Regions from separate parts of the Homo sapiens genome. Here region 1 is linked to region 2. A link is an interaction called in ENCODE POLR2A ChIA-PET data of the cell type or tissue named here. Cell type or tissue: GM12878. All regions are shown on one strand. Each heading gives the region's core, and the rest is flanking DNA. Links, peaks and the distances in the headings are about the cores only. Region 1 overlaps XXYLT1 (xyloside xylosyltransferase 1). Region 2 overlaps XXYLT1 (xyloside xylosyltransferase 1).

Region 1 (15,795 bases), core at 5,285-7,784, 120 kb before region 2:
AAGTCAAGATGACCAGGGCCTTACCCGCAAGCCACAGGGACCTTGACTTCACGGCTCTGACTCTGAGAGGCCACTCTAACTACTTGCCTGTTCTGAGCAGTGGAGCTAGGCCTCATCAGCTGACAGAAAGCCTGCTGTTAAGTTAATGTGTTTTAAATTAAGGCCATTGGTTTTATTTATTAGGGCGATGACTGTTAAGCAGCCCCGATTAAGCCATCCTCTGCTGGTGGGACTAGTCTCCCAGAGGCTGGCCCCTGCGGCCCTGCTCAGGCAGGCCTGGGGATAGCACAGCTGTGCTGCCGGGATAACAGATGAAATGAGACAGCTCACAGCCTGGCACATGGCAGGTGCTTGGTCAACGGTGGCTGCTAATAATGGTACCGGAATAGGTGTGTTGGGAACTGACACCCTGCTGTTGTCACTCTAGAAAGCGCATACCTGTTTATTCACCATGCTGATACCGTTGATTCAGTTGGAGGGCAGTGCAGCTAGCTTGCAAAACAGCTTTCTGGCCAGGTTTATTTCCGGTGTCCCCGTGTTCTTGCAAGTCTTCAATTCTCCAAACTACGGTGTTTTTTCCTTCTCTGACACTCCTCCCTCCCCTACCTCTTGGCAATATATTGTTTGCCTCTCTCTGAAAGCACAGGATGCCTTAGCCTTATTTGATGTTCAGGGGCATCCACACTTTCTCTTTCCTGCTGGAAGGAAGAGGCTCATCTTCATCACGTCCCTTCCCCAGGGGCCCTAGCCCTACCTGGCCCTGGACAGAGGCTCTGCAGTGCTAGCCGGCCTGTGCTCTGGAGTGGGAGCTGCTGCTTGTCAGGATGATGAAGCCTTTGTAGTCTTGTGTAGATGACAGAGTCGCCTCTATGAACGTTCCTTAGTTTCTCGAAGGTTCCAATTCAAATTTGTTTATAGTAAATGGTGCACAATTATACAATTTCTGGTCAAATTTTGATGTTTTGTTTCCCTCTTACTGGTTTTTGATTTGTTTTCTTGGTCTGATTGCACACAGTAACTGTTTATAGTCATTTTTGGGCATCAGCCAAGTGTAAGCTGTAAATGACTTAAAAAGGCCGGGCCTCTGGGGAGACGCTCATGGATCCACATAGCCCCACATACTCCCAGAGCCTGCTCCTATGCCTGGCTGCCACACTATCCCCCTGAGTGGGGTCTCTAGCCTCACCCTCTGTGGCTGTTGCCTCACTGAAGGCTGTGAGGTGGCCCTGCTTTTGCCAGAGCATCACAGCAGCCCAGGATGTGACCTCTGTGTGACCGCTCAGGTGGCCAGGCTCCCTGAGTCCTGGTCAGCGTGGGATTCTGCAGGGGCTTCATAGGCTCAGCAGGTGGATTTGTCAGTCTGAAAAACCTGCACAAGATCAGGCATAGTGCAGGCTTTGCTTAGGGCACCCTTGGCCACCTGCTGTCTAGGGGGTAGGAAGACACAGGGTCGAGGATTGTGGGTGTGCCGGGGCTGCTTTGTGAGGATGGAGAGGCTGGCTGGGGGGCAGGGAGCTTGGAGGATATACACCCATGATACGTGGGTAGCATGTGACCTGCCCACCTTAGAGATGAGGGAACTCAGGCAGCTGGAGCCACAGACTGGCTCTGTCTTCTGTCCCTGGCAGGAGAGTCATGACCAGAAGATGGGGCAGAGGGGGGCAGCTGGGGTAGGGCGGCCTGGCTGGGTGAGTGTGTGGCTCTCTGGGTTGGCAGAGAGTCAGCAGTAGCCAGGACTCTGGAGCGGGAGCCACAGGGAGAGCTACGGGGCCCGTGCCGGCCCAGCCAGGATGTACCTGGCTGCCATGGTGATCCACCTGGCTGGACTGCCTGGGGTTGTGGTGTACCCCGGCCACTTCCCATCTCTGGGACTTTGCTCAGGGGCTTCTTCCCCGGATCACCCATTCCTCCCATCTTCATCTGATTAACTCGCCTTTCATGATGAAGCTCGGACGGTGCCAGTTATGTGGGGACCTACCTCTCACCTCCACCCTGGTGAGCCCCTTTCCCCTGGCTCCTGCCGAGCTGACACTGGCCCTTCTGCCAGCTGCTGGGGGATGAGCACTGTGTCTTATTTCATTCTGTGTCTCCAGGATGTAGTGGCGCAGGGCCTGGCATGGGTAAGACTGCATAGGCTCGCACACTGGAGGAGCTGGATGCCAACACGGTGGGCAGTGGGGTGTGAGTGCAGCCATGGAAGGCCGGGGTGGGATGGCTGGGCACCGATGCCCGTCAGATGTCCTGTGCACATGCTGCTCAGACTTGCGGGACATGGCGTCCTTGGCCGCTTACAGAGGCCTCAAGCTTGTAAAGAAAGCTTCCCGGTCCCTCTTGTCACGGGTTCTCCTGCAGAAAGTCATCCAGCCTGACACTAGCCATGAAGTGTCAGCGGTGTTTTGGGTTTTGGAACTGTCCCCCTTGCATTACCATGAAGAAATGCTGATGCTGGCCCTTGGGAGGTACAAGGGGCTTCACTTGTCTCCCTTACCTGAGAGCCCTGGGAAGGTTGCTTGGTCTGCCTAGAGCCCCGGCTGGCAGGCAGTGCCCTGGGCAAGCTCTTCAGCCTGCACCTGCCCCTGGGCGCTCACTTCAGCTGGAGTGTGGTGGACAGAGTCCTGCCCAGATGTTATTGATCCTGAGTTCTGGGTCTTCCTCTGACCCTGGCTTCTGTTAGCAAGGCCTTCTGATGTCTTTGCCTCAGTTTCTCATCATAAGAGGAGTGGGGACGCTCCGGCTCTGAGTAACAGTCTGTTCTCTTCCAGGCGTGTATAAACAGTGCTGGGGGCTTACAGAGCTCATGCCCTTTCCAGACCCCATCCTGAATGTGCGGGTGAGAAGTTGCGGGGTGTGAGGAGGCTGCTCTTCCCCTCTTTCTGGGATAATCCCTGGAATGACCCTAGGTGAGGCTTCCGTGCTGACTTCCCTTCCGTCCTCTGGGAGGTACTGGTTCGTTTCTCGGGCCCTGCCCTGTGCAGGGCCGCACCTCAGGCCTGCGCGGAGCATGAGGGCGAGGGACTTGGAATGACCAGAGCTGTCTCAGGTTTATCGTCACCGTCAATGAGCCACAGTTGCCACCATCGCAGGAGACCCTGGGTGGCAGGCACCATGCTGGATCCTGCTTTTCCTCCCTCATTTAACCTTGGAGCAGCCAGGCCTGTGAGGGGTAGCTAGTCTCCCCTAGGAAGAGGCTGCACAGATGAGCTTGCTCGGAGCCATGATTGGAGTCCGGCTTGCTGATTCTTCAGCACTCTGCCCGATGCCTGTTGATTTTGGCGGTTTGTTCTTGTCCCTCCAAAGCCAGGAATGCTCTGTGAGAGCTGGGGCCCCACCAGAAGGGTTCCCACGGTGCCCCTGTGCCTGCTGCTGGCTGGGTGGCCTCTTCCCCTGGTCAGCTGGGTGGCACAGAACAGGGGAATCCCAGGGCTGCCCGGGGTGGACCTTCCCTCCCTCCTCCAGGAGCTGCCCATAGAACAGCAGGGAGCCTCTTTCTAGGAGGTGGGATTTACAGGCTGAGATGTTGGAGCCCCACCTCCCTCATTTAGCTGCAGAAGAGGTCTGGGTTGGAGGGAGTCCAGACTCTGGTCCTGGAGTTGAGTCTATTCATGTTATCCATGAGAAAACGGGGGCCCAGAGAGGCCAAGCAACTTGCTCAGGGCCACACAGCTGCTCAGTGGACAAGGGAGACTGGGAGCAGCTCTCCTGTGCCCTCTCTGGTTCCCTGCACTCATGGTCTCCCTGCCTGCCTTCCCTTGTGTTCGGAAGCCAGTTCTACGCTGTGCTTGCTCTGTGCGCCGGTTTGTCTTCTGTTTTGGTTTCTAGCCTGACACAGCTTTTGGATCTCACCCACTTGTGACTCCCTGCAGTCGTCTGTGTTTTGTGGACAATGAAAGGCTTTGCTCCACGTCCACTGATCGGCTGCTCCAGAAGGAAGCTTTGCAGCCTCCTCAGCTGCAGGCCCAGAGTCATGGCTCCCTCCAACCCATTGCCTGGCCCTGCTCAGCCCACTTGGATGGAGCTGAGTCCCCAGCCCGACTGGGTCCTGCTGGGGGCTGAGCTCGTGGGTGCGAGCCGTGTGGGGTAGGGAACCCCGCTGCTGTCTCCCACCTGGCTCTGCACTCCTGCAGCCCCAGTCCTGCCGTGACTGTCACAGGGATCTCCAGGCCTGGTCGGCGGCTCCCTGTTGTGCGAGCATGGTACTCGGAAACCGCCTTTTCTGCTGGTTTAGTCCGACTGAAGCTCCTTGCTGAGGGACTGCATTCCCTCTGCAAACCTATGGCCTTATGGGTCTTTCTGATGCTGCTGTTATCCCCTGCTCTGTCCGCAGTGCTGGTGAATTTCCCAGCCTGGGGCAGTTGGGGACAGGGTCCGAGTCTGACTTCTTTCTCTTTCCTGTGCAGCGGGTGTGGGAATGGGCGTGTGTCTCTTGAATGAGTATGGTGTTGGCTACAGATGGGCCGCTTTAGATCCTGGCTCTACCTCATCTTTCTGGGAGGTGGGGGGTAGTTGTTTACATTCTCTGAACCACCTCCTCTCTGTAGCAGGGGCCCAGTCCTATCACCTGCCCCAAAACATTGGTGTGAGGGCGACGTTAAGTGACTGAATGTGCACAGCGCAGCTGTTTGTGCTTGACGCGTGCTAGGTGGACCCTTAGGCACTGCCCTGGCCCCGTGAAGGCCCTGCAGGTCTGTGTCCCACCCTTGGTGGCTGTGCCCAGCTTTAGCATGCCACCTCATGGTCCTGCTCAGTGGCTCACCTGCTCACCCTGTGTCAGGTCCCAGCCTGGCGCAGGTGGCTGCCCCTGAATCTGGGCCTTGCGAGCCTGTTGCCTGGATGCCCAGGTTCCAGATGCTTCACCTTGGGAAACAAAAGAGCAGTTTTGGCACAGAGATCCCGCAGCCTACAGACTTAATTATGCCCCGTGGACGTGCTGAGCAAGAGTGAGAGGGTGACTGAGCCTGCAGAGGGCTCTGTGTGATGCCATGTGGCCCCCAGTTTCCTCACAGGGGAAAAGGAACAAGCTTCCGGCTCAGGGAATGGCTTCCCAGGAGCAGATGGTACTTTGAAAATCACCTCGTCAGGCTTCGAGCCTGCGTCCTGTGGTTGGGAGGGTGAGGGGCGTGTTGTTTCTGCTGCTGACCCCAGTTTCAGGGCAAATTTAACCTGTGGTCAGTGCAGGGTGGGGCTTTGGTCCCAGGCCCTGGGGCTGAGGCCCTGGAGAACCTGCCAGGCCTGGGCAGTCACTGCTGACGTCTGTGGCCAGAGTCTCCAAGCGCTGAGGGCCCCCTGGGGCCTGATTTATGGGGGTCTTTGGGGGACTTGTTCCAGCCTGGAAATGTGAGAGGGAAATCTCCCCACCCCAGTGGGGGTGCCCCCTGGTGCACAGCTGGGCAGTGGGCACCCCCGTGACTTGTCCGAGAGCACCGTTTCCCTCTGGTGTTACCCTTTAAAACTCACTTGAGGGAAGAGTGATTGGCTACATAGTTGAATTTGCTGAGCAGCGTTTGCAGAGGATGTAAACTGCCAGGTAGGCTGGCCCTGCTTACTGGTCTCTTCTTTGGGCTCACTGAGTGACTGAGTGGCTTTCGCTTTGATCAGAAATGTGAACAGGCCGGGCGCGGTGGCTCACGCCTGTAATCCTAGAACTTTGGGAGGCCGAGGCGGGCGGATCACCTGAGGTCAGGAGTTCGAGACCAGCCTGGCCAACATAGTGAAACCCCGTCTCTACTAAAAATACAAAAATTGGCCAGGCGTGGTGGTGGGCACCTGTAGTCCCAGCTGCTCGAGAGGCTGAGGCAGGAGAATTGCCTGAACCCAGGAGGCGGAGGTTGCAGTGAACCAAAATCACAACACTGCACTCCAGCCTGGGAGACAAAACTCCTTCTCAAAAAAAAAAAAAAAAAAGAAAAAAAAAGAAATGTGAGCAGTTGAAGATTTTAGAACTGATGTGGCTCTCAGAGAGTTGGGAGACATTTTAAGGCAAATGCAAAATGAAAACGTGTCTTTTGCTTAAGGCTGTGTCTTAAGCAGGGGCCTTGGGAAATGAAACGGGATCTTGCCGCTTCGCCTCCTGATTTCTGGAGCTGTTGACTTCTCAGCCTTTTTCTGTGACATGTGCAGCATCTGGACCTGATTTACGGGAGTCTTTGGGGGATTTGTTCCAGCCTGGAAATATGAGAGGGAAATCTCACTGCCCCAGGAGAGGAGTCAGTGCTTAGGGCAGCCTTCCCTGGGCCCCGGGGAGAGGGAGGGTCCAAGAAAAGGGCAGGAGAAAGTGCTTGGAGAAAAGCGGGCAGCTGGGGTGCAGTGCCTGGGCTCCACGGAGAGCCCTTTGTGACTTGCTTCTCCAGGTAGTGGAAAGCTGTAAATCTCATTCAACAAACCGTCTTCATTTTCCCACGTTCCCTTGAGCCCTTGTTTCTTGCAGGCCTAATTTGGATAGAGCAGGGGAATTTTGTTCTCTACTCACGTTACTGAATAGGGGACCCACCTGCGGTGGCGTATGCCATAAACGCCTCCCCGCCTCGCCGCCCCTGCCCTGTCTCCAGCTTATTGTTCATATCACTGTAGCATACGTTATAGTCATATTTCTTTTGTAACCTGAGCTGTGAGTTTCTGTTTTTTTCACACAATAAATAACACCACAGTGAATCTCTCTCTCTCTCTCTCTCTCTCTCTCTGTGTGTGTGTGTGTGTGTGTGTGTGTGTGTGTGTGGTTTTTTTTCTTCTTTTGAATTGTTCCCAGGAACCTTCCTTGATTCTCCACAAGAAACACTTCCCAGTCCTATGTGGTCCTGTTCCCACAAATTAACACATGTGAAGATCAGGTCTATCAGGGCTGCTCCTCAGTGCCCACTCTCTTGCCTCTTCATTATAAAGAATTTTTCCTGCTAATTTATATTACACAGCCCCGCTTTTTGCCTCTCACGATATATTTTTTAGATGTTAAAAAATTTTAATTCTAAAATAAGCCAAAACAGAAAAATGAAAACAAAAAAAGTAACAGATATCTTTGTTTCTACTGTGTAAGTTAAATAGGTGCTAACATTTTTCTCTATTTGCTTAAGATTCTTTTTTTAAGGAAATAAAATATTATAGACGTAGCTAAAGCTCACTCTATTTCTTCTCCATCCTACTCCCTCCAGAGGTATTTACTGTCACAAATAAGAAGTTGGTGTTTTGTGCAATTTGTATGTTTTTAATTTTTACCACATATGTATGCATAAAATATATATGTATTACTGCTTTGTATGTTTTCAGCAGTTATGTAAACAGTCTCATATATCCATTTGACATTTCATTGTGAGTATGAGATTTCATAGCCTTATGATTTTGAGATTTATCTTTGCTGATACATGGAAGTCTTGCCCTGTCATTTTAATTGCTGTGTAGTATTTTATTGTGGGTGGACCTCCGTTTACTCATTTGCCTTCTGAGAGATGGCCGGGTGGTTCCCCTGTTTTGTCACTCCCACTACTGTGAACACCCAGGCGAACAATGTGCTTGAGGCTCTCCAGGGTCACGCCTGGAAGGGGCTGCTGGGTCCTGGGGTGTGTGCATCTTCTGCTTTGCAGGACCCTGGTGAGCTCCCCTCCAGGTGGCTGTTCCCCTTCCCATTCCATGTTCTCTTGAGCACTTGGCGGAGACTCCCTTTTATTGGTGTGGGTCTTGCTGCCTTTGAGGCAGGAGGTAGTAGAGGCTTGGGGGCAACTTTGGAAATAGGATAGGAGGGAAACTTTGAGAGCAGACCTGCGTGGCTCCTTTGTGCCACCTCAGACTTCCTGGCTGTGCAGACACTGGGGCCAACCTTCCGAGAGCGTTCAGAGTCTCTGTGGAGGGTAGAGAGGAGGGTGCCTCCAGCTGCAGGCGGAGCAGCCCCTCACTGAAGTCTGGACCCGGTGCTCAGCGCAGCTTCACAGGCGTCTGTCCTGGCCTCACTCCCTTCATGGGCAGGTGCAGGGCTGTATGAGAAGGGCCGGGGGCCTGGCTTCTGGGCTGGCTCCTATAGGGACCTGCTGCCTAACCTGTGGATAGCCCCTTTCCACCTGGCTGGGCCCCGCCTTCCCTGTCAGAAACACATGGGGTCACATGAGTGATTTGGGTGACCGCTTGGCTCTACCCATATTGGTCATCCACTTGATTTTTGCAGTTAGCAAGTGGTCTCTGCTTTTCCTAACCATGGTCTGCTAGGCTTGAGCCTTGGGGAGCCAGCAGGTGGGGTGGAGGTGGGGGACCTGCCCGCGGGGCAGCAGGGGCCTCGTGCGAGGATGACTTGGCTGTCTCCTTCCTGCAGCTGTGCTCAGTGAGATGGTCTGTGCTTTCATGTAGCTTGAGGGAGTCCTCAGATCCCAGGGCCGTCTGGCCAGTGCACATTTATGCCGACAGAGGGAAGCCTAGGTTGGTCCTTGTGGGTCATTCACAAAAGCCAGAGGCAAACGAGTGCTGCTTTGAGATGAGCATTTTTAAGATCCATGTAACCCCGTCCAGTATTGCTGCTATCTGAAGCCATCATTCAGCCTGGGCATCTACTATGTGCCAGGTGCTGTCCTGGGAACTTGGGTGTATCAATGAACAGAAGAGACAGAACAGGTGAAAAGTCCCTGCCTTGTAGCGCTTACATCCTGGCAGGAAGAGGACTAGATGAGCTGTTAAAATGTCTCGTTTGCTGCCTGGGAGACAGTGAAGTAGGGGTTCATAAAAGGTTAGGTTTCATTTCTTTGTTCCATGAAAAGCAGATGAATAAATCATATAGTATGTTAGCAGGTGAGTACATTATACCGTGTGTCAGCAGGAGAAGAGGACCAGGAGTATGGGGGTGGTTGCAGTGTTTTTTTTTTTTTTTTGAGATGGAGTTGCACTCTTGCCGCCCAGGCTGGAGTGCAGTGGCGCGATCTCTGCTGACTGCAACCTCTGCCTCCTGGGTTCAAGTGATTCTCTGGCCTCAGCCTCCCAAGTAGCTAGAGTTATAGGCATGTGCCACCACGCCCAGCTAATTTTTGTATTTTTTAGTAGAGACGGGGTTTCACCACGTTGGCCAGGCTAGTCTCAAACTCCTGACCTCACGTGATCCATCCACCTCGGCCTCCGAAAGTTCTGGGATTACAGGTGTAAGCCAACACGCCCGGCCAGTTGCAGTTTTTAATTGGATGGGCAGGGAAGCTGTCACTAAAAGGTGACATTGAGTGAAGACCTGAAGGAAAGAAGGAGCTGGCTGGGCAGCCCTGGGGAGGAGCATCTGGGCAGCAGGTGTGAGGGGCTGCTGTGTCGGAGGCTCAGTGCAGTGTGGCCTGGGTGAGCACAGTGGACATCAGTGCCAGAGCTAGCAGGAGGAGGGCAGCTCCCAGCCTGCATCAGAGTGAGGATTCCAGCTTTGACTGGGTCAGAGGAGGAGGGCTCTGGCCTCCGTGTGGAGAGTAGAATGCTGGGGAGACCCTTAGGAGGCCATCACCCTGGCTCTGGGGAGAGAGGATGGTGCTTGGCCTGGGGAAGCTGTGGTGGTGGTGGGTGGTGGAGGGATTCTGGATCCATCAGGAAAGGGCCGCTACTAGGTTGGGATGTTGAGGTTTTCTCCACTAGAGTTTATTTATGCGTGGACTTGAAGTATGTGACATCAAGAGGGCTACAGACCACACGTTTACCTCTTTTGACAGCGCTTGGGTTTGTAGTGAGCAGGCTCAGTGGGAGCTGTGCCCCTTAATGAAGGAGTCAAATAGGACAAGTGAAGCGAGGGCAACCCTTGTGCCTGAAAGGTTGAGTGTGTTCTGGAATCGGCGAGACGTGGGCTGAAATCTGGGCTTTGGCCATCGACCTAGTCACCCTGGGCAGGGACCTTCCCCTCTCTGGCCACGACTGCCTCCTTTCCACGGGGCATGGTTATGGTGAGGATGAGATGAGCTCATGTCCATCTACGTTGCTGCCTGACATGTTTCCTTTCTTTGTGATCCCATGAAGAGCAGGTGCCAGTGTGCCATGTGCCTGTCACGTGCCATGCGCCTGGTGTGAGCCGCGTGGCCATTGTGTGCTGATGTGAGCCGTATGCCTGATGTGAGCCCTATGCCTGTTTTATACAGCATGGTGCTGCTTAGAGAAGTGCCAGATCCTGAACATCGCCTGGTGGGTGTAACCTTTTGAAGTTACAGGAAGGGATTTAGTTAGAGGCTTTAGATGAGACATTAGGTGAATTAGGTGAGTAGGTTCTGACGTCAGGCGGGGAAATCAGCGTGTTGAACTCCCCCTGGCTGCTGGTGCCGCACTTGGCCTTTTAAACAGTGTCTCACCCACAAAAGGAGGCGATGGATGTGAATAGGGCATCTACAATTCCGTCTGCATGTTTCCTTCCTGCATTTTCCCAGTGCCCTAGAGCTGTCTGCAGTATTACCTACTTAACGTATATTTTAATTTGGCTCCTGTATTAGTCCATTTTCACGCTGCTGATAAAGACATACCCGAGACTGGGTAATTTATACAGGAAAAAGGAGTTTGTTTTTTGAGACAGAGTCTCACTCTGTCCCCCAGGCTGGAGTACAGTGGCGCAATCTTGGCTCACTGCAATCTCCTCCCTCCGAGTTCAAGCGATTCTCCTGCCTTAGCCTCCCGAGTAGCTGGGATTACAGGTGCCTGCCACCACACTCAGCTAATTTTTGTATTTTCTTAGTAGAGACGGCGTTTCACCCTGTTGGCCAGGCTGGTCTCAAACTCCTGACTGCAGGTTATCCACCCGCCTTGGCCTCCCAAAGTGCTGGGATTACAGGTGTGAGCCACTGCGCCTGGCCAAGGAAAAAGGGCATTTTAATGGACTTACAGTTCCATGTGGCTGGGGAAATCTCACAATCATAGTGGAAGGCAAGGAGGAGTGAGTCATGTCTTACATGGATGGCAGCAGGCAAAAAAATAAGAGAAACTCCCGTCTTTTGTGGTGGTGTTGTTGTTCAGGGAAGCGGGAGCTGTGCAGGGAAACTCCTCCTTACGGAACCATCAGATTTCATGAGACTTACTCACTTTCACAGGAACTGCACGGGAAAGACCTGCCCGCACGATTCAGTTACCTCCCGCCCAGTCCCTCCCACAGCAGGTGGGAATTCAAGATGAGATTTGGGGAGAGACACAGCCAAACCATGTCAACTCCTTTTTCTTCTTCTTTTCTCCTTAGCCCCTCCTGAGGTAGTATCTGTTGAAGTCAAAGTTCTAAAGCTTTCTTCTTAGTACTTTGCACAACAGTATAAGCCTGTAAGTATCTAAGTGGTTGGTCCGTGTGCCCACAGGACGCCCTTTTGCACCCCTCTGGATGTGTGTGTACCAATCTCAGCGAGCACTGGATGAGCGGCTTTGTGAAACCCAGGAGAGCAGGCAGCCTTGGAAAGTGGCTGATAAGGTTTGGCTGTGTCTCCACCCAAATCTCACCTCAAATTGTAATCCCCACGTGTCAGAGGAAGGGCCTGGTGGGAGGTGATTGGACCACAGGGGCGGGACTTCCTCCCTGCTCTTCTCGTGAGAGTCAGTGAGCTCTCAGGAGATCTGCTGTTTGAAAGTGTGTAGCGCTTCCCCCTTCTCTCTCTCTGTCCTGCTGCACTATGGTGAGATGTGTCCCTTCCGCCGTGATTGTGTGTTTCCTGAGGCCTCCCCAGCCAGGCAGAACTGTGAGTCCATCAAACCTCTTTTCCTTATAAATCACCAAGTCTTGGGTCCTTCTTTACAGCAGTGTGAGAACAGGCTAATACAGCAGCTGAGCCTGCCCTGGGGTCGGAGGGTTCGAGCCTGGCAGGGCTGTCTGGGGATCATGGCTCTCCCCCTTGGGCTCCAGCTGTGTCCCCAACCCAGAGAGCCAGGAAGGAGGTGGGGGGCCATTCGGAACTGGGGCTCAATGCCAGTTTCAAGAGAGGCCGGCCCCTAGAGGAAGCTGTGCACGAGGGTGAGGTGCGGAAGATGGGGACGAGCCTCCCGGCCCAGGCCACCTTCCTGCCTGCGGGACAGAATCTGGCTCAGTGCCTCCTTTGGGTGTTACTCATGGTAAAACTGCAGTGTTCTTTGGAGGTCATAGGTCATGGGATGGTTCCCACACGAAAAAAGGACAAATCGAGGAATCTGGCTAAGAAGCCTTCACGGCCCTCCCACCGCTCGGCTTGGTGAATACGTGGACTGTGACCGACCACCCTCAGATTTCACAGTGAAATCCTGGAACGGCCGTTCGCCCTCTTCTCCCATCTCACCTCCTTCTTGTCTTTCCCTCGCTGCCATACCTCTTCCCCTCCTTTTTGGGGTGGAACACATTATTTTGTAGAAAAACGGCTTCTACTGTCCGGAAAATTTAGTATTAAATGTCAAAAAGCAAAACATGATTTATAGAAAAGGTGAATTAGGGAATGCTTCTACCCACTGTGCAAGGATTATTTCAAAAAAGTTCACTCAGAGTATTCTTTAGTGAGTGCCAAAAACAGATGGTGAGTGACTCCGTGCATTTGTAATGTTTCTCTGTGGAGAGACAGAAATTGGGACCAGGAGGCTGGAGCGGCAGGTGGCGAGTGGCGCCGGGAGTCTGGGACTGGCTCTCTGGCTGTGGCTGTGGGGGCTGGATAGACCGTGTTAAAGAAATCCTGGATTTATGCTTGTGGAACCCCTCAGCCTGTGTCACGGTGTCTGGAAGGCCATGTGGCCACATTGTAACATCACTGTTGGCTGGTCATGAACACACAGAGAGTCCAGAGGATAGCACAGACCCCTGCTCACCCCCGCCTCTCCTTTGGAGCTGCCTTGTGGTTTATTCCTCATCAGCCTGGAGGAGTGTCCGGGGCTCACCCCCTCTGCCTCTGCTCACTGCTCATTCCTCTCATTTTTCCCCTGAGTCTTGCTCTCCCTCCAGGGACATGGCTCCATCCTGCTGGTTTGCCATAGTTCCTCATGGTCATCCTGGAAATTCATCTGGAAGGCCCGTGTGTTTGAAGGTCCACAAGGTGCCGTACCTACAAGACAGACACACTGTGTATTGCTGTGCTTACACGGTCTTCGTCTCTGTATCTGCTTGCCAAAGACCCTCTTGCCATTGGAGGTGAGGAAGACACGAGCAGGGTGAGGGGAAGAAGAACAGGTCTGGCCACACTTGGCACAGAGAGGGCACTGGATCCTTTGCGCAGGTCTTCTTTCTTCCAGTCGTGACAGCCTTGTCTTCCTGGGGACCGATGCTTGATTGTTGCTCTGTTAGGAGCGCCTGAGTCAAAAGCAAATTGAGATTTTGAAAGAGAGAAGGGGTTTATTTTAGCCATTTATCCTCCCTTCATTACAGGCAAGAAAAAACCTGGTGTAAACACCAGTGTGCTAGATGGAGAAGGAGGCGAAGAGAATAAATCAGCAGGTGTGTGTGTGGTTGTGTTGTCTTCTGTATTAGACCATTTTTGCGTTGCTATAAAGAGATATCCGAGATTGTGTAATTTATTTTAAAAAGAGGTGTAATTGGCTCATGGTTCTGCAGGCTGTAGAGAAGGGTGGTGCCAGCGCCTGCTTCTGCGGGAGGCCTTAGGAAGCTTCCGGTCATGGCGGAAGGTGATGGGGAAGCAGGCACATCACAGGGTGAGAGCAGGGGCAGGAGAGAGTGGAGGCGGGTGGAGGTGCCACACACTTCTTTCTACAACCAGATCTGCCGTGAACCGCCTGAGCGAGAGCTAACTCACATCCAAGGAGATGGTGCTAACCATTCATGAAGGACCCGCCCCCATGATTCCGTACCTCCCACCAGGCCCCAGTCCGGCGTTGCGAATCACACTCCAACATGAGATTTGGAGGAGACACACATATCATCCTCTCTGCCTCTTCCCACTCCCACGTGAGGCAAACACCCGTAGTTCCTTCAGCTGCCGCTCAAATTAAATGGCTTCTGGACCCCTTGCCTCCTTGGGACACTCTAGAACAGGTGTGTCCAGTCTTTTGGCTTCCCTGGGCCACACTGGAAGAAGATGAATTGGGCCAGGTGCAGTGGCTCATTCCTGTAATCCCAGCACTTTGGGAGGCCGAGGTGGGCCGAATCACTTGCAGGAGTTCAAGACCAACCTGGCCAATATGGTGAAACCCCATCTCTACTAAAAATACAAAACTAGCTGGGCGTGGTGGTGCGTGCCTGTAATCCCAGCTACTCAGGAGGCTGAGGCAGGAGAATCGCTTGAACCCGGGAGGCAGAGATTGCAGTGAGCCAAAATCACACCACTGAACTCCAGCCTGGGTGACAGAGCGAGACTCCGTCTCAAAAAAAAAAAAAAAAAAATTTTCTTGGGCTACACATAAGGCTGAAGAGCAATGGTGCAATCTTGGCTCACTGCAACCTCCGTCTCCCAGGTTCAAGCAATTCTCCTGCCTCAGCCTCCTGAGTAGCTGGGATTACAGGCACGTGCCACCACCCCCGGCTAATTTTGTATTTTTAGTAGAGACGGGGGTTTCTCCATGTTGGTCAGGCTGGTCTTGAACTCCCGACCTCAGGTGATCCACCCACCTTGGCCTCCCAAAGTGCTGGGATCACAGGCGTGAGCCACCGCACCCGGCCGGGAGTGGGTTTTTTTTTGTTTTTTTTTTTTTTGAGACAGAGTCTCATGTTGTATTTGTCATAATGATCTAAAGTTTAAAAATTTTTAAATGAAACATGTTTTTTTTTTTTTTTTTTTTTTTGAGACAGAGTCTTGCTCTGTCGCCCAGGCTGGAGTGCAGTGGTGTGATCTTGGCTCACTGCACGCTCTGCCCCCTGGGTTCACGCCATTTTCCTGCCTCAGCCTCCCGAGTAGCTGGGATTACAGGCGCCCTCCACCACGCCTGGCTAATTTTGTATTTTTAGTAGAGACAGGGGTTTCTCCATGTTGGTCAGTCTGGTCTCGAACAGCCGACCTCAGGTGATCCACCCACCTTGGCCTCCCAAAGTGCTGGGATTACAGGCATGAGCCACCGCGCCCGGCCGGGAGTGGTTTTTAAATGAAGATTCCTGTGCCTGACTGCCGACCCTGACTCAGAATCTCTGTGCTCAGTACCCTGGAGTCTGTGTTTTAATAAGTCTCCCCAGCAAGAGCCATGTGTGCGTGCAGCAAAGCTGGAGACCCAGGACCCAGAGCTGCCCTCCTTGCAGCGAGGGTGAAGCTTGCAGGCTTGCTGGAGACACGCCGTCCTGTTGACATGTGACGTTTCATCACCTGCTGTCCAGTGGGCCGGTGTCTTTGTGTTACATTTGCTCCTACCCTGCCCTGGTCATATCAAGGTTTTGGATGACTGGAATAGGGCCCATCTCTGCTGACACAATGGCAATCTTGCAGGAGTCCTAGAACGTTCATTGCAGGTCTGGTTACCTAGAAACTAGTGATGGTTCAGTAAGCACGAGGTGGAGATGAGGGTGAGGAGGTAACGATTGGACGTCGTGCAGTGAGGACAGCGTGGGGAGGAGGGGCTGTCACTTTTGAACTGTCAGTAAAGTAGGTTGTGAGAATGGATATTGGACATGGCTTTAGAAATTAGCTGGGCAGGCTGCTTTTCCCCTCTCAGCTGTTTGTGGTGCTGCCTGACAAAATTCAATTACTAGTCCATCCAGGACATCCTGCAGAAGCGATAATCGTCACATGAGGGAGGGGCCCAGCCTGTGGTTCTGTCTTTTTCTTTCCTTGTAAAAACTGCACGTCCATTATGACTGTTACCTTTTCCATTTAAAGCTAACCAAATTCAGAGCATTTACCACTTACCCTTGCAGACCTTTGTTTTCAAAGTGAGCTCAAGTTATTGGTGGGGGCAACAGGCAGCCACTGATAGTGTCTTCAGGACATGTTAGTGACTAAGAAAAGA
Region 2 (15,795 bases), core at 4,895-7,394:
TCCAGCCAGGCCATTCATAGCTTCTACACCATAGAGGGAATGTTGGTCATTATCAGAGGGCATGGGTTTCACTTTTTTATGTCTGCAGCCTGAGTCGGGTGAACCTTTCTCTTACCCTAGGGAAGCACTAGAATAATGCCTGCCTGCCTACCTGACTGCCGTCCTGCCATCCCCGTCTGTCCATCCGTCCATCCATTTATCCATCTAAGGTGACAGCAAAGATTTACTGTAGAAAATCTCTTTCCCACAGTAAAAACCTCTTTTCTACAGTAGAAAGCTCTTCCAGTCTGAGTTTCCGTGTCTGCCCCTTCAGTCACAGGAACCCCATCCTGCTATGTACTGCAAAAGCAGCTGACTTCTGCCACAGTGTCATTCCCGTGGGTCTCAGCCTCCTGGTGCTGAGGCCTAGGGACTGTGTTCCGAGCCAGCCTGGGTTCTCCAGGGAAGTGTGGAGGTGCCCAGTGTGTCATCTGCCCTGGAAAATGGAAGCCACTTGTACTTCACTGTCCTCCCTCCCATCTCCCAACACCCCTTTCTCTTCACTGAAATGCTGAACAAACCTCCCTGCCCCTGCTGACTGACTCTTTTTTGATAAGGGGATGGAAAGATAGACTCAGGTGCCTCGGGTCCAGTCCCTTCCTATCCACCTTGGTTTCCTCCTGTGTAAAATGAGAAAGGTGAATTGAACTATCTTTCCTAACTCTAGCAGACCATTATAGATTCTGTTGATATCGTCGCAGAATTCTGGGAATGGGAGGGACACCGAGGGTATCTCGCCTCATGTTGGATTCCGCCTGCAGCATCCCAGATCTGTCAGTCTCAAGCGGATCACCTCCCACAGTGGGGACGTGGCCACTTTCAGAGCAGCCCATTATTTGATGATTGGATGAGTTTGTTAGAATGTCTTTCTGTCTATTAAACCTAAAACAATCTACGCCCCTGTGGTTTCTACCCATTGCCCCTGCCAAACATACTCTGATGCCAAACGAAAACATGTCCTCACACCTTTCCCCACAAAAGTCCTTCAGATACTCAGATTTACAGAAAAGCTCTTATTTACTGAGTCGTCTTTGGAAATAGCTGATAGCTCTTTGCACGTGCGCGCACGCGCGCACACGCACACACACACACACACACACACACACACACACACACACACACCCCTCTTCACGCCATGATGCCAGCCAGTGGGAAATACGGATGGAAAGCGTTTCCTCTCTGCCAGGCTTCCAGAGGCAGGGAGCAGGCCTGTCTGGAGGAACTCTATGCAGACATACATTTCTTACCGGGGAAGCCAGGGCCCCAGCTTGTAGCTTTCTCCGAGTCCCTTCCTGGCATCCTGAAGATTAATCTTGTCAGCTGCTGGGAACACAAATGTGTGTGCTGATTCATTACAGTAGCATGGTATACAGGTCTGTAGCCTGGGAGCAATGGGGTGTATGGTATAGGGGTAGCCTCGTGCTCCTGGGCTACAAACCTGTACAACATGTTTCTGTACTGAACACTGTAGGCAGCTATAACACAGGGGTAAATATTTGTATATCTAAAAATACTTAAATATAGAAAAAGTACAGTACATAGAAAGAGTAAAACATGAAAAATGGTGCCTCTGTATAGGGCATCTACCATCAGTGGAGCTTGTAGGACTGGAAGTTGCTCCGGGTGCGTCAGTGGGTGAGTGTGAAGGCCTGGGACGTTACTTTGCACTGCTGTAAGCTTTTTCTATTCAGGCACCTGTAGGCTATGCTAAATTTATAGAAATAAATGTTCTTTCTTCAAAAATAAATTAACCTGAGCTTACTGCAGCTCTTTTCCTTAGAAACTTTTAAATTTTAAAAACCTTTTTGACTCTTGTAATAACACTCAGCTTAAAACACAAATATATTGTACAGCTGTACAAAAATTTCTTTCTTTCTTTCTGTCTGTCTGTCTGTCTTTTACTTGGCAGGGGTCTCACTATATTGCCGAGGTTGGTCTCAAACTCCTGGGCTCAGGCGACCCTCCTGCCTCAGCCTCCCAAAGTGCCAGGATTACAGGCATGAGCCTCCACACCCAGCCAAAAGTAAATACTTTTTCTTTTTATCCTTATTCTGTAAGCTTTTTTCCATTTTGTAAGTTTTTAATTTTTTAAAACTTTTTTGTTAAAAACAAGCCAAACACATACATCAGCCTAGGCCTGCACAGGGTCAGGATCCCCAAGACGTCACTAGGCAATGGGGATTTTTCAGCTCCATCATGATCTTCTGGCACCATCCTCTGTTCGTGTGTTCTGTCGTTGACTGCAACGTCGTCACGTGGTGCGTGACTGTATACAATGCTGCATGGCAACAAGTTGCCGAGAGTGTGCATCTGGGAGCGTTTGGCACAGCAGCTCGTCCGCCTCTGCTTGTTAGGCGTAGCAGAGGTGACTCAAATATGAAATGTTTATCATGCTGGAAGCTGAACATCTAGTTTTCTTGGTGCAGACACATTCATTTTTAGAGTTCAATAGATGCTGTCACTTATGGGACACATTTCTCCTGAAGGTCTTTGATCACATTTGCCTGTAGAACTTCCAGAAACTCTTGGACACCTATTGAATTCTCCAGTGTTTTCCTTCTTACTTGAGAAGAAAGTTCCCACCCTTCTTCCCCCTCTCCCACTCCCCACCCCAAGGGCTGGCTCAGTTATCCACCTGCCGATGTCAGCTGCTGGTACTCCAGGGCCATTCAGGAAAAATTAATTTTCCTTTTTTTATCAGAGCGTTGGGACTTGCAGCCATCTGTCTGCTCAGCAGGCGGGGCACCTGGGGCTTCAGCCGTCTTTCTCTTCACATTTCATGCCCCTTAATCTGCCTGATTCCTTCTCTTGCCACCCTCCTTCTGTCAGGTCCCTGAGACCATGCTGGTGCTTACACTTGCCCACCACCTCCACCCCAAGCAGGGTTTTTTATTTATGATGTTGTAAGCTTTTGTTTCACTAGAACTCAGCAGGACGATTCAGTTTACAGAATGTAGTTACTTCTGCCCTTGTTAACCAGAAAATCTAGTCCATCAGAATATATGGTTTTGGTAGAAAGAGAATTGTGCATGGAATTAAGCAAATACTTAAAATCTGGCTTCACTTTCTTCATTGGTAAAATGAGAATCATATTGTGCATCTCAGCGTTAATCTGTGTAAACCTGAAAGTGTTCCATATATTTATGAAAGATGATTATTACTAGTCTTTAAGCATCCTGCTTCACTACGGTCTGCTGGCTGGTAGGTGTCAGTTGCAAATCTCCAAGTAAGCCGAGAATAAAACCGTGGCGTTCCTCCTTGGCTCTTCAGCTCTGATTAGGTGTATCCATCTCCCCAGTGAAGGCTGATGTCATTAGTTCCTCCAAAAACTTTGCCTACCTCTCAAACTGCAATTTAAATGCAGTTTAAATTAATGGTGAACAGAGACATAGTTTGTAATAATAACAACTGCTGCTTAATGAATGTGTGTCATGCGCCAAGCACTGTTCTAAGCACTTATTTTCTTTCTTTTTTTTTTTTTGGAGACCGAGTCTCAGTCTGTTGCCCAGGCTGGAATGCAGTGGTGCGATCTTGGCTCACTGCAGCCTTGACCTCCCAGGCTCAAGTGATCCTCCTGCCTCAGCCTCCCGAGTAGTCGGGACTATAGGCGCGCACTGCCATGCCTGGCTAATTTCTTTATTTGTAAAGATGGGGTTTCGCCATGTTGCCCAGGCTGGAGCATTGGAATGTTTAATTATCCCAACTCCATAAAGCCAATACTATTTCTATCCCCATTTTAGAAGTGAGGAAGCTGAGGCACAGAAAGGCAAAAGCTCATGGCCAGCATGTCACAGCTGTAAATGTGGAGGTGGGCTTCAGGCCTTAGCGGTGTGGATCACATGCTATCCTTGTCCTCTGGGTATTGCAGGCTGGCACTGAGGGACCCCACTGGGTTCCTTAGTTCCTTAGGAGTGAGGTCCCGCCTGGCTCCCCCAAGTCTCACTGGCTGGCTTCTAGCATCTTCCTCTTGGGCCTGCTAGATGCTGATCACCTGCCTGGACTTCTGTCTTCATTGGCAAACCTCTTCACTGAGGCCCTCAGGGATAGACAGCAAAGATAGTGTCCTCATTTTATAGAATTTGTCCAAGGTCACAAAACTAGGAAATGGAAGATCCAAGCCTCAAGTATAATTGAGTGTTCTTTTCACTGTGTGGTAATATTATATATTTTGTGATGACTATGAAATTAGCCTGGATATGGTGGGGTCACTGGTAAACATTTACCATAGAGGTTTGTCACCTCCTGCCTGCCTCATCACCCTGGCCCTGCCCCTGCTTGTGCTCTGAGAGTGGTCTTCGCAGAAGGAGGTTCTCAGTTCTCAGTTTGAACTGTTGCTTGCATTGTTGACTTGGGACCACAGTGGAGGAAAGAGAGCGGGAAAAGTGTCCTACAGCTGGAATGGAGCTTTCTGGAGATGCACTTTCTTGCTGTAACAGATTCCAAGCCATTCTTTGTGACTGCTGATTTGTGGTGCACTTTGCTGCAGTTGCAGAAATAGCTGTGCTATAGTTAGCCAAAGGCTATATGTCAGGCTTGCTCTATAACAGCTAGCTGCAAAGCCAAGGCCTGCCCTTACTTGTAAGGTGCTGATGAATGTGGAGCTAGGACTGAAAAATCCACCCGCCTTTCAGGCAAGTCAGATCACCTGTCCCTTTCATGAACAAAGAAGACTGTGTGTGTTTGGAAATGAATGGGGAGACGGAAAGAGGGTGGTTCGGCTTCTGAGTCTAGGGTGTTTGAGCAATGTGGGGGTCAGGTAGTGGGTAATGAGGATGCCTGTGACAAAGCGAGGCTGCTTCCTCAGCAGCTTGGGAAGGAACCGGCCAATGGAGCAGGCCGGCACAAGGGAGAACACTGTTTGGGTCCCATTTCTGAGAATAGGCCGTAGAGGGCACGAGGGATACATTGAAGGAGGGACCTGAATGGTCCTGCTTGCAGAATTTGCAGGTCTTGGCAATGGTGTTGTGTTTGCAGGTCTCAGGCTAAGCAGACCCTTGGGGATCCTGTCACCATTGGGTCCAGCTCTGCCTTGTTTTTCGGAGCGTATGGGACAAAGCCGCAGTTGGTGCAGCATAAAGACCTCTTCCGATCTGGCCTCAAGCTGATCTTTCAGCCTCACTGCCCTCCTCTCCCTTCTCCCTGCACCCTGAAATTGTATGCACGTTTTGTTGTGTATGGCCATGGGTACATTTGTTCAGATTCTTGAAGGTGCTGACTTGAGCCCAGCCCCTCCAGATTGCCTGTTGCCTCCGTTCCCCTCCTCTCGCCTCCAGTGCTTTGCTCAGGCTGATTTCTTAGCATAGCATGTCCTTCCCCAACTCTGGCTGTGGAAACTTACTTCCTTTGTAAGCTGAGCTCTAGCATAGCTACTGGCATGAACCCTTTCCCTGATCTACACTTCACCCGTAAGTAGGAATCACCTCTCCTCTTTCCTCCATTTCTGAAGCATTCTGCTAATGACTTGGTTAAAGCATTTATTTAATCTTACCTGGTGTCTCCACAGCTAAAGGTTATAAAGTCCTTGAGGACCAGCAGGGTCCACCCCATCTTCACTCATCTCTGCCTTTCCCCTCTAAGCCCAGACCTGCCTAGCAGTTTCTAGAAGACAGCAGGCTGCATTCAGATAGTCCCTGTCTACTGAGTGTGATCATTGTCACTTCAAAGCCAGCTCCAGAGTCATCTCTAAAGGTGCTAATGGGCAGCTCCTACCTGTTGGTGGGCATGCTGGGGCTGTACCTGAGGGTCCTCAGAGAGGGACCACAGATCTACCAGGAAATCCTGGCAACTGAGTAGCTTGCACTGAGTATTTGCTGAGACTGGCAGAATGGCAGGAGAGACATTCAAATGGCTAAAAAGCACACAAAAAGATGCTCAACATCGTTAGTCATCAGGCAGAGTGTAAAGCAAAGCTACAGTGAGACACCAGTTCATATCCACTGGTCAGCTATAATAAAAAAAGAAAGGCAGGACAATAACAGGTGCTGGTGAGGAGTTGGAGGCATGGGAACCCGCACTCACTGGTGGTGGGAATATGAAGTGGTACAGCTGCTCTGAAGAACAGTCTGGCTGTTCACAAACTTAGTGACCCTGACCAGCCGTTCCACTCCTAGATAGGTGTACAGAGACCCGAGAGAACTGAAAACATGCGCCCACACACTAACATGCAAATGGACGTTCGTATCAGCATGAGTCATAATAGCCAAACGGTGGAAATCACCAAATGCCCGAGAGAACTGAAAACATACGCCCGCACACTAACATGCAAATGAACATTCATATCAGCATTATTCATAATAGCCAAAAGGTGGAAATCACCAAATGTCTATCAACTGATGAATGGAAAAGCAAAATATGATGAAATGTTATTTGGCCATAGAGGGAATGAAGAATTGATACATGCCGCAGCACGATGCACCTTGAAAGCATTAAGACGAGTGAAAGAAGCCCGTCACAGAAGACCGCACTATATGCGTCCATTGAGATGAAATATCCAGAAGAGGCAAAAATGGTTGCTTGGGGCTGGGGCAGGTGGTCCAGGAGTTTTGGGGGAGCGATAGCTAAAGGGTACGAGATTTCTTTTTGAGGTGATGAAAATATTCTAAAATTGTGTCATAGTTACACAACTCTGTGAGCATACTAAAATCCACTGAATTGTACATGTTAAATGGGTGAATTGTATGGAATTTAAATTATGTGTCAAGAAAGCTGTTACCAAAAAAAGAGAGAGAGAGAGGGCAGGAGGTTGTAAATGGCTGCCGTATAAGTGCAGACTTCAGTGTTCACGCTAAACTCTGCTGTCCCTCTCTATGTTAGCCGCGACCTTCCCCCCACACAATATTTTTTCCAGGGTAGAACAAGCATTAAGTACTGACAGATCTGTATAAAGTCATTTTTTAAAAGATGAAAATTTTTATTTCATTTTAATGATTTAGTTGCCTTTTTACTTTCCAAGAGAATGAAAATGACTCGTCTCGCATGGGGATGTTTTTCTTGGCCACTGGGACAAGACGGTTCTACTAATCTTCCAGTGTTGGCGCATGCTTTCATTTATTCAGTCAGCCAGTCATTCTTGCACAGCAAATATTTATTGTGTACCAGTGTTTTAAGATTTGAAGAGACAGAAATAAAAGTCTCCACCTTCAAGGAGCTTATACAAGGGGGGAGACATTCAAGTAAGCAAGTAACAGATAAGTATTGTGATGAGGGGCTCTAAACACATAGGAGAGGCCCAATTAGAGGTAATCAGGGAAGGCATCAGGAAGAGGTGACATATTGGAAGGAAAGCAGGAGTTGGTCAGGAAGAAAGGACATTTTAGGTCCAGGGAGCTACAGGAGCAGTGGCTCAGGGTAGTTTAGGGAGCTATGAGAGTTTAGTCCAGGAGCCCGGGGTGTGCAGGTAAGAGTGCTGGTCCAAGGAGTCAGACACAGAGGGCCTCATAAACCATGCAAAGGCATTTGTGCTTTATCCTGGTGAGGATGGGGAGGTCTGGTTTCATTTTCATTTTAGGATGTTGACATTGGTTGCATGGTGGAGATTAGATTGGAGAGGAGTGAAAACATGAATACCTGGGGCTGAGATGAGATTTAAGGGGGGCAGCTGGAAAGGAGGATGAATGCGCTATGGGTTAAGGATGCACTGGGGGTTCTGGCTTGGGCGCCCTGGTGGGTGATGATGTGGTGTGTCAGGTAGGAAGGGATGTGCAGGCGTTTGTCAGTCATTTGCCTCCCTGGGGGGCTGTACTGAGGCTGAGCTATCAACACTTCCCTGAGCAGACTAGGACTGCATGCTAGAAAGGGATGGAAGTGTTCTGAGTCTGCCTCCCACCAGTGGTGTGGCCATGTGCCGTCAGCTTCCCTGGCCCCGTTGCAGGTTACAGGTCCTCATGGGCCCTGGGCTCCTGGCATGCCAGGCTCTTTCACTTGCCTGGACCTTGGGTTTCCCAACTATCTGTATGAGGAGACGGATGTTTGGATGTTTAAGCTCCCTTCTAGCTCTGATACTATGTCAGCCTATGTGATGTACACATTTGCACAATTACCTCTTTCAATGATTTATATAATCATTTCACAGACCCTTCAAAATTCATTCTGATCAATCAAATATCTTACTTTTTATTAATACTTCCTCTTTCTACATGGCGTTTTGCTCTTCAGAAAAATTACACACACACACACATTTTGTCTCACTCTGTCACCCAAGGTGGAGAGCAGTGGCATGATCATGGCTTACTGCAGCCTCAACCTCCTGGGCTCAAGTGATCCTCCTGCCTCAGCCTCCCAAGTAGCTGGGTCTACAGGCACGTGTCACCATGCCCAGCAAATTGTTTTGATTTTTTGTAGAGATAGGGTCTCAGTATGTTGCCCATGCTGGTCTTGAACTCCTGGGCTCAAGTAATCCTCCTGTCTCGGCCTCCTAAAATGCTGGGATTACAGGCATGAGCCACCACACCTCACTATTTTTAAACTTTTAGCATTGTCTATATTTTCTTTATTACATGCCACCTCGAAATCTTTGCAAGTAGATGGGGCCTGAGGAATAACTAAATCAATACAAATACGTGAATTAAAATTTTGATTCCAGCACCTTTTTAGCAAGTCCATGGCACCCCTGGAGGAACTGACAAAGACACCCAGGAGTAACACAAAACCAAATCTACGGATGATGCTTGAGAGTCAAATCCGCCGTGTGAGGTACTCCCCAAACTTAGATTCCAGTTTTGCTGTGTCTCCCTTCCTAAGGCCTCTCTTTTAAGCACTGATCTCTGAACACTCATGTTTACCGGGGAGCTGTGTTGGAGAAGGCTTTTCCCAAAGCGAAGACTCTTCTAGAACGCAGATGCCCACCCCAGGTCCCTCAGGTTCTTCCCACCTCTACCCCTGAAGACTTCTTTCATTTTCTTAGCCTGGCTCTGAAAATCCACAGAGGGAACATTCTGTAAAATGGAGGTTGCTGCACTTGAGTTACAGAATGGTACATGGGAAGATGAAAAGACCATTTCCTTCTGCTTCCCTGTGAGAGTCTTTCGGACCCTCTGTTTTATAACACCATAACTGCATCGCAACCAGGCAAGAAAATCAAATCACCTCCTACCAGATTTGTAGTGTTTTTCCACCAGGCAGCCAGGTCAGAGCAGAGGGCCCCTGGGAGGCTGTGCCTTTGCTCCCTCCGGCCACCTGGCAGATGGGGTGGCAATGCTGTTGAACAGTCTTGTCTTCTCTAGGGAGGGGAGTGTTGGGATCAAATTGAAAGAAGGAGGAGGAGCCCTCCAGGGATGTCTATTTTTTGTATCTCCTTTTTCTCACAAATGGACATTCTGTCCCTGCGTGCTTCCTTCCTGTGCAGAATGTCAAGTCTTTATGCCCGGTTGGGTTTTTTGCCGAGACTGTCGCAGAATTGAGAACACCAAAGGTAGAAGGCCAAATCCATGGGCTCCTTTCTAGAGAGCAGGAACTGTGCCTTCATCACTTTTATATCCCCAGTGCTTGGTACAATGCTCTGTTGTACACAGTCCCAGCAAATATTTGGGACTACTGTAAATGAGTGAATGAATGAATGAATGATCACAGAATGACCAATCGCATTTACCAGTGGGAAGGCAACTTCTGACCTGCCACAGGCCAGGACAGCGCCAAAGAGGGTCAGGTGCGGTAACGAATACCCCACCGCTTAGCTCTGTGGCTACTGTGGTTTCCGCAGGCCTGGGTCTGGCAGCCTTTCATTCACGGCCTTATCCTGCCTCACGCAGCACTGAGTGGGCCTCTCGACCTCACCTGTGTGTTAGGGGTAGAACTCAACTCACTAAAGAAAAGAAAACTGCACCAGCTTGCCCAAGGCGGGTCTGCAGTAAACAGAAATTGAAAAATAACCTTATGGCATGCATGTGATTTGGGCGTAGGTCACTGTTGACATTTTTCATTTGCTGACTATATAGCAGAAATGCCTCCATGTGGTTTTGGGGGCACTCCTTGTGTCTTTCTCAGTTATCTCGGGGTATCGTGAACCTGTGGAAGAGCTGCTCCTGCCCGCACCTTCCCTGTTGAGGGCAGTGTTGTCTGGGCGGGGTTCTGGCTGCTGCGGGAGGTGGATGCCCGCTGGAGCGGCTGTGACTGCCTAGGACTGTCCTCACGCAGGTCTCTGCCAACACCTGCTACCAGGTTGGCGCCAGCAGGGCCTCTAGGTCTGATCCCATCTCCTGGCCACAGATTTTGATCATGAACATTTCAACTTATTTCCAGGCAAGATTTCAGTTGAAAATCAATATGGCTTCTTCGCTTCATTGAGATAATTTGCATTTGGAAGCGTGGGGCCAGGGGATTGATTGAGCTTGAGTTCTGATGGAGGATGACCCCCCACCGAAAGAGTTTTGAATCAGGTGGTGGGGAGGGCAGATGTCACAGCCCTTTGCTGCCCTTCCTGGGCTCTTCCCCATTGCCCACCCCCACCAGGCTTGTGAGCTCATATCCTGGCCTTGTGAGCTCCTTCCTACGCCCCTCCGGTGGACAGGCTAGGGCTGCCCTCCTGGTCCATGGCCCTACCTAAGGAGAGCCTGCTCTGGGCTGCTCTCCCAATTCTCCAGCCCCGCAATGGAAGGAAATGGGGATGAAAGGCCCAGGCCCCAGGCTTCCCCCACTTTTAGGACTGTTTGGTCGAAGGTCGAGGAGTAGAGGCCAAAAGCATCATGTCCAGGCCCCTAGCTGAATATCAGTTCAGCTCCCTGTCGGAGCCGGGTCCCCTCCCCTGCTCTTGGGGACAGGTTTAGCCTAGGTGTCTCTGACGTCACTGTCTTCCTTGCCATGTGGCCCCTTACACACCTCTTTTTTCTCATTCTTATTTTCTCTTTTTTACACATTCTCTTTTTTCTATCAGCTTCTTGAGGGCGGGGATCAAGCCTTTCATTTTTTTCTCTTTCCCTGTAACTGCTCAGTAAATGTGTAATAAATGAATAAAGAATGGGTTAGCTTGAAAGAAGCTGAGATGCCATTTATTCGTACTGCTCTTTTCCCTCTGTCCTTCAAATAACCCGGGACAGCCTTGTGCACCCGCAGCCTGATAGAAAATACAGATGTGTGCTGCGTCCGTGAAAAACGCTGCCAGTGCCGGCTCAGACTCCAGCCTTCCCGGAGCCAGCCCCTGTCCGTACGCTGCTTGGCTCTAGTGGGAGTTGTGGTCCCTGGAACCTGGCTGACTGTGTCCCGGCCAGCGAGGGCAGTCTTGTGATACTGGAGGTTGATGTGGGGTCCACACTCCCACGGGGTTCAAAGTGTCTTGGGTTTTTGGAAGTTGACAGTAAGGCATGTGCTCATTAGTTTATCAGTCTGTCAGCAAATATTTCCTGAGCACTGCCTGCTTACCAGACACTGTGCCAGGTGCTGGGGCTGCGTTCGTGAGCAAAACAAACGTGGTCCTTGCCCCCACGGAATTCACAGTCTAGAGGGGGAGGCCTAGAAACACTAGACAAATTATCAGGGGAAAACAAAGTTATTCTGTGCCAGGCCCAAAGCCCCAGAGCTCTCTCATGCTGCCATCGCAAACCATTTCCCTTCCAGGTGAGTCCTAGGTCTTGGATTTATACCCATCGTTCTCCCAGAAGCATCTCAGTCCAGCCCCCAACCATCTGGTCAGTTCCTGTAGAAAACCTTGTCATTTTCCTTAAAGCAGCTGACAAGCACCTAGAACATTGCCGTTTAGTATGAGGGACTCTACCTGAGATCTGGCTTACTGCGTAACCACCCTGGCCCTCTGTCTCTTTGTCTGTAAAATGAGGGCTGTGGTCTAGACCCACACTTCTCGAGGTGAGTTCCATGGAACACCAATCCCAGAATGTGTCCTGGAAGAAAAGGGTGTAATGATCAAGTAAGTTTGAGAAATACGTACATTTTATTCCCCCTCTTCTAGATTCACGGAGCACACTAAAGGCTCCTAGAAGTCCTGAAGTACACAGTCCTGTCTAGCTTTGTTGAGCGTTAGCTTTTTTAAGCTTTTTGACCCAGATCCCTTTGTTCACATGATACCTGTTTTCCTGAGGCATTAGGACCCTTGGAATTTGCTGCAAAGGTCTTTGAAGGGCCTTCTGCTCTGTGTGCTGGAATTAGGGTTCTGGTGATGTCCTGGGCGGGGGACAGAAGTTGATATGGGGCAGTGGCCCAGACCCTGTAGCATCTGGTGCCCCCCTTTGTGATTATCGTGCCCGCGTCTGAGGAGATGGCTGGCTGTGAATTTCCTGCAGTGGGCTCCGGAGACATTTAAGATGCTCACTGGTGGTGGCACTGCCTTGGAATCCGCAATCATTCTTAATTGGTCTCAGAACCATCAGCTGGCGAAAGCATCTGTCAGGGGAAACTTGAGCAGCGTTCAGAGTCCCATTAATAATTCAGCTGACGAGCTCCTTCAGACGCAGGCCTTGCAGCCCTCAGGACTCACTCGTCTTCTGCCTGCAGAGATATTCCAGGGAGGCCTTCTCTGTTATATCACCGACGTTAGTGACTCAGGCAGTAGCACCTCCGTGTTCTCCCAGAATCCCCAAAGCCTCATCAGTCAGGAGAGGGAAGATTGGTACAGATTAAGCCCTCTGTAATTCCGTCAGCCGGCCAGGAGAGGGGGGCTTGCTGACGGGGAGGCTCTGGGGAGTGGATGCTGATGGCGGGGTTTAGGCAGCCCCTTATGCTGTGCTGGGGGGATTTGTCCACTATGATGGATAGGTGGTGGGCCCCTCCACTTCTTCCACTGCCTGTAGCCATTCAGGAAAAAAATGTAGGGTTTTTTTTTTTGGTAAATTAGAGGCTTGCACATTGAAGATACCTAAAAATATTGGTTGAATGAGTTCTAGCTGATTAGATCTGGTTGTCATTCCCATTTAGTAGAATGATAGAATGACATTGCCGAATGGGAACATGGAGATCATCTCCTCCAGCTCCTTCATTTTTCAGTGTAGGAAAGTGAGATCAGAGAACAGTGACTTTGTCAAGGTCACCAAGCTGGTTCGTTGCAGAACCAGGCCAGTGCCCGGGCTCCTGGCTTATAGCACCTGGTCCTTTCCAGCTGGCCACACCCTGTCTCTGAGCACAGAGGGCTCAGTGTCCTTCTTGGAGGGCTGCAAACAGCCCCAGGCACAGTGATGTGGAGATAGCAGATGCTCTTCCCACTCTGCTGCTGAGCCACCAAGGGGAGCGTGTCGCCCCCGCTGTCACACTGATGGGGTGGTGAGGGGAGTTTGTTACGTGCCGTCAATAATGTGAAACCAAAAAAGCTGGAAACTTCCTTCTTTCTCTCAGCTTCCTGGCTAATTTGTGGTGCTGGGGCTGGCAGTCGCCTCCCCCTTCCTGTGGAGTCGAAGGACCTTGGGACTCATCCCTTCTCACCTGTTTGTGGGCTCTCCTAGGACCCAGCTCTGGGGTGCTCAGGCATGGGGTACTTTCCAGCTGGACTTCTCAGCTAGACACTGAGCTGCTGTACTGATACTGAGTACTGAGTACTACTACTACAGTACTACCAAGTAGTACTACTCAGTACTGCTGTACTACTACTCAGTACTACATTCCAGCTAGACACTGAGCTGGTGTTCCACCTTCGTCTGGAGGATGGGGAGATATCAGAGCCTTACTTTTCCCATCTGCGTTTTTAACCTCAGCCCTTTTAGACTACTGAGGGGTGCAATGGACTGAATAATTGTATCCCCCCAAAATTCATGTGTTGAAATCCTAACCCCCAGTGTGATGGTATCAGGAGGTGGGGCCTTTGGAGAGTGATTAGGTCATCATGAATGGGATGAGTGTCCTGATGAAAGAGACCCTGAAGAGCTCTGTCACCCCTTCACCATATGAGGAGACTGGGGAAAGGCAGCCATCTGTGAACTGGGCAGTGAGTCCTCACCAGACACAGAATCAGTGGGCACGTTGGTCTTGGACTTCCCAGCCTCTAGAACTGTAAGAACTTGACTTCTGTGGTTTATGGGCACCCAGTCTGTGGTACTTTGTTATAATAGCTTGAACTAAGACAAGAGGAATGGAGGATGACAATGTAGGGTCCAGGCTGGGCTTTCTCTTGGAGGCCCAGTGCTAGACGATGCCTTTAGAGATGACTTGGTCAGCACCCAGTATTATAGATGGGGATCCTGAGGCCTAGAGAGGGGTAGCCACTTGCCCAGGTCACAGGGCCAGTTGATGGTAGGGCTAGAATGCTGGAATAAAGCTGCCTGAGTCCCCGACCTGGCGAGTGTTCTCCTGTAGAGTCTCAGCACGAGGCCCTCAGCCTTTCTTGTTTTGGGTGCCATTCTCCAGAATAGGACCAGCATGTCTGCTAGCTCCAAACCCAAGTGGTTAGAAAGCACAGAGGAGGTTTGGGGATGAGGGAATGCTCAGTGTGACTGAGGAAGGTTTTAGAGTGGGGCGTAGGGGCAGAAAAGATGAGAACGTCATTTGGGGCTAGGCAGCAAAGAGGAGCCTTCAGAGGCTCTGAATTCAGCAGGGGAGCAAAATATCTAGAGGAACCCTGTCTTGGGAGGTCATCCTGGAGGGTATGAAGGCCAAAAGGAGTTAAAGGAGCAGAGATGCGGGTGGTGGGCGTCAGTCTCCATCCATCCTGCGTGCACCAACCCAAGGCTTTCTGTACAAGAGGGAACCCCGTCTCTCATCACCATCTTGTCCTTTGAATCACACGCTGGGGCAGGCCTTGGCTGAATTTCTACCTGGAAGGCCTCGGTAGGTGTAGCCTGAGTAGAGGGCAGATCACATCCTCGGGTGAAAAGATAGACCTCTCAATGGCTGGGCGGCCAAGGCCTTCCTGCAGCTCAGGGAGGCTTTGGTAGATGCAGCATTTCCAAGGGCATGGCCGGTGTGCTGTGGTTCCCGGGTGTTTGGGCCCTGGGAGCATGGGGGTGCTCACGGAGGAGGCAGCAGCAGGCTAGGTGTGGCCCACAGGCCACCCAGCTATATAATCTTAGCTCCAACACACGTCACACACCCTCACACTCTCCTGCCTGTGAGCCCCAGGGAGGTAGGGGAACACCACGAGCCTGATTTGCAGGTGAGGGTTTGGGGGAGTAAGCCCTAGGAACCCTGACTGTCTGGGAACAGGGCGGGGGCTGGCCTGACATGCAGGAGCTGTGCCAGCCAGGCCGCACACCCTCTCCGTGCTCTTCCAGCTTCTCAGGTGCCGTGAGCTTGCCTTGTCTTCCCCTCCGGGACCCCGCAGAGTCGGTGCTCAGTGACGGAGCCACGGAGAAGGGAAATCCTGACTCTGAATCCTGAATGAAATGGGTTTCACTCTCAGAGTTACTAAGCACTTTTCATGGAGCCATCCGAGGAGAACACTGCAGGGATAATAGCAATGCTAACGATAGTCATGGGAATACAGGGGTGTTTCTGTTGCTACAGCTGAACAGGAATAATAATGTTAGTTAATGTTATTGGGGTGCACCCTGTGCCAGGCACTGTGCTCAATGCTTGCTTTATATGGAGTGTCACTGAATCCTCACGGCAATGCTGTAAGGTCAATATGAATATTACTCCCATTTTCCAGATGAGAAAACTGAGGCACAGATGGTTTACACATGGTTCAAGGCCAGCCTCAGAGCCAGGATGTGGTGGAGCCAGGATTCCATGCCCAGCCTGAAGCTCTTTACCAGGCTTTCCTTCTCTGTGGCCATGGGGGCTGGGGCGGGGGGGGCATCTGAGCAGCAGAGGGCAGTGGTGGGGTTGGGAGGGGCACCCCCAGGAGGATGGGGCAGCTACTGTGTCAGAGTGGGTGGGGGTGAGGCC

What was found. ChIA-PET counts read pairs that join two places held together with the same protein. Peaks named below come from ENCODE experiments on the same cell type or tissue, not always from the same donor. Only the 100,000 strongest peaks of a DNase experiment are listed, where the experiment ranks them.
Region 1: POLR2A ChIA-PET joins it to region 2 with 43 read pairs; 6 of 35 experiments call an interaction of 5 or more read pairs at or near these places.

Annotation. Positions count from the first base shown.
Region 1 is chr3:195,243,610-195,259,404 of GRCh38, reverse strand. The region is part of intron 1 of XXYLT1 (xyloside xylosyltransferase 1); the gene reads left to right. Among named protein-coding and RNA genes, the nearest start is that of XXYLT1, 20 kb to the left of the region's middle. RefSeq lists silencers at 3,132-3,306, 7,510-7,559 and enhancers at 5,064-5,851, 6,641-6,690. In GM12878, for the core only: no CTCF peak of the experiment used is centred there; a DNase peak (open chromatin) is centred at 6,502; H3K27ac peaks cover 1,894 bases.
Region 2 is chr3:195,120,193-195,135,987 of GRCh38, reverse strand. The region is part of intron 3 of XXYLT1 (xyloside xylosyltransferase 1); the gene reads left to right. MIR3137 (microRNA 3137) reads left to right here and starts at 1,408; the gene lies at 1,408-1,482. RefSeq lists enhancers at 2,480-2,559, 4,311-4,420, 4,481-4,550, 5,662-5,971, 6,112-6,491 and 2 more and a silencer at 11,114-11,408. In GM12878, for the core only: no CTCF peak of the experiment used is centred there; a DNase peak (open chromatin) is centred at 6,207; H3K4me3 peaks cover 1,738 bases; H3K27ac peaks cover 2,500 bases.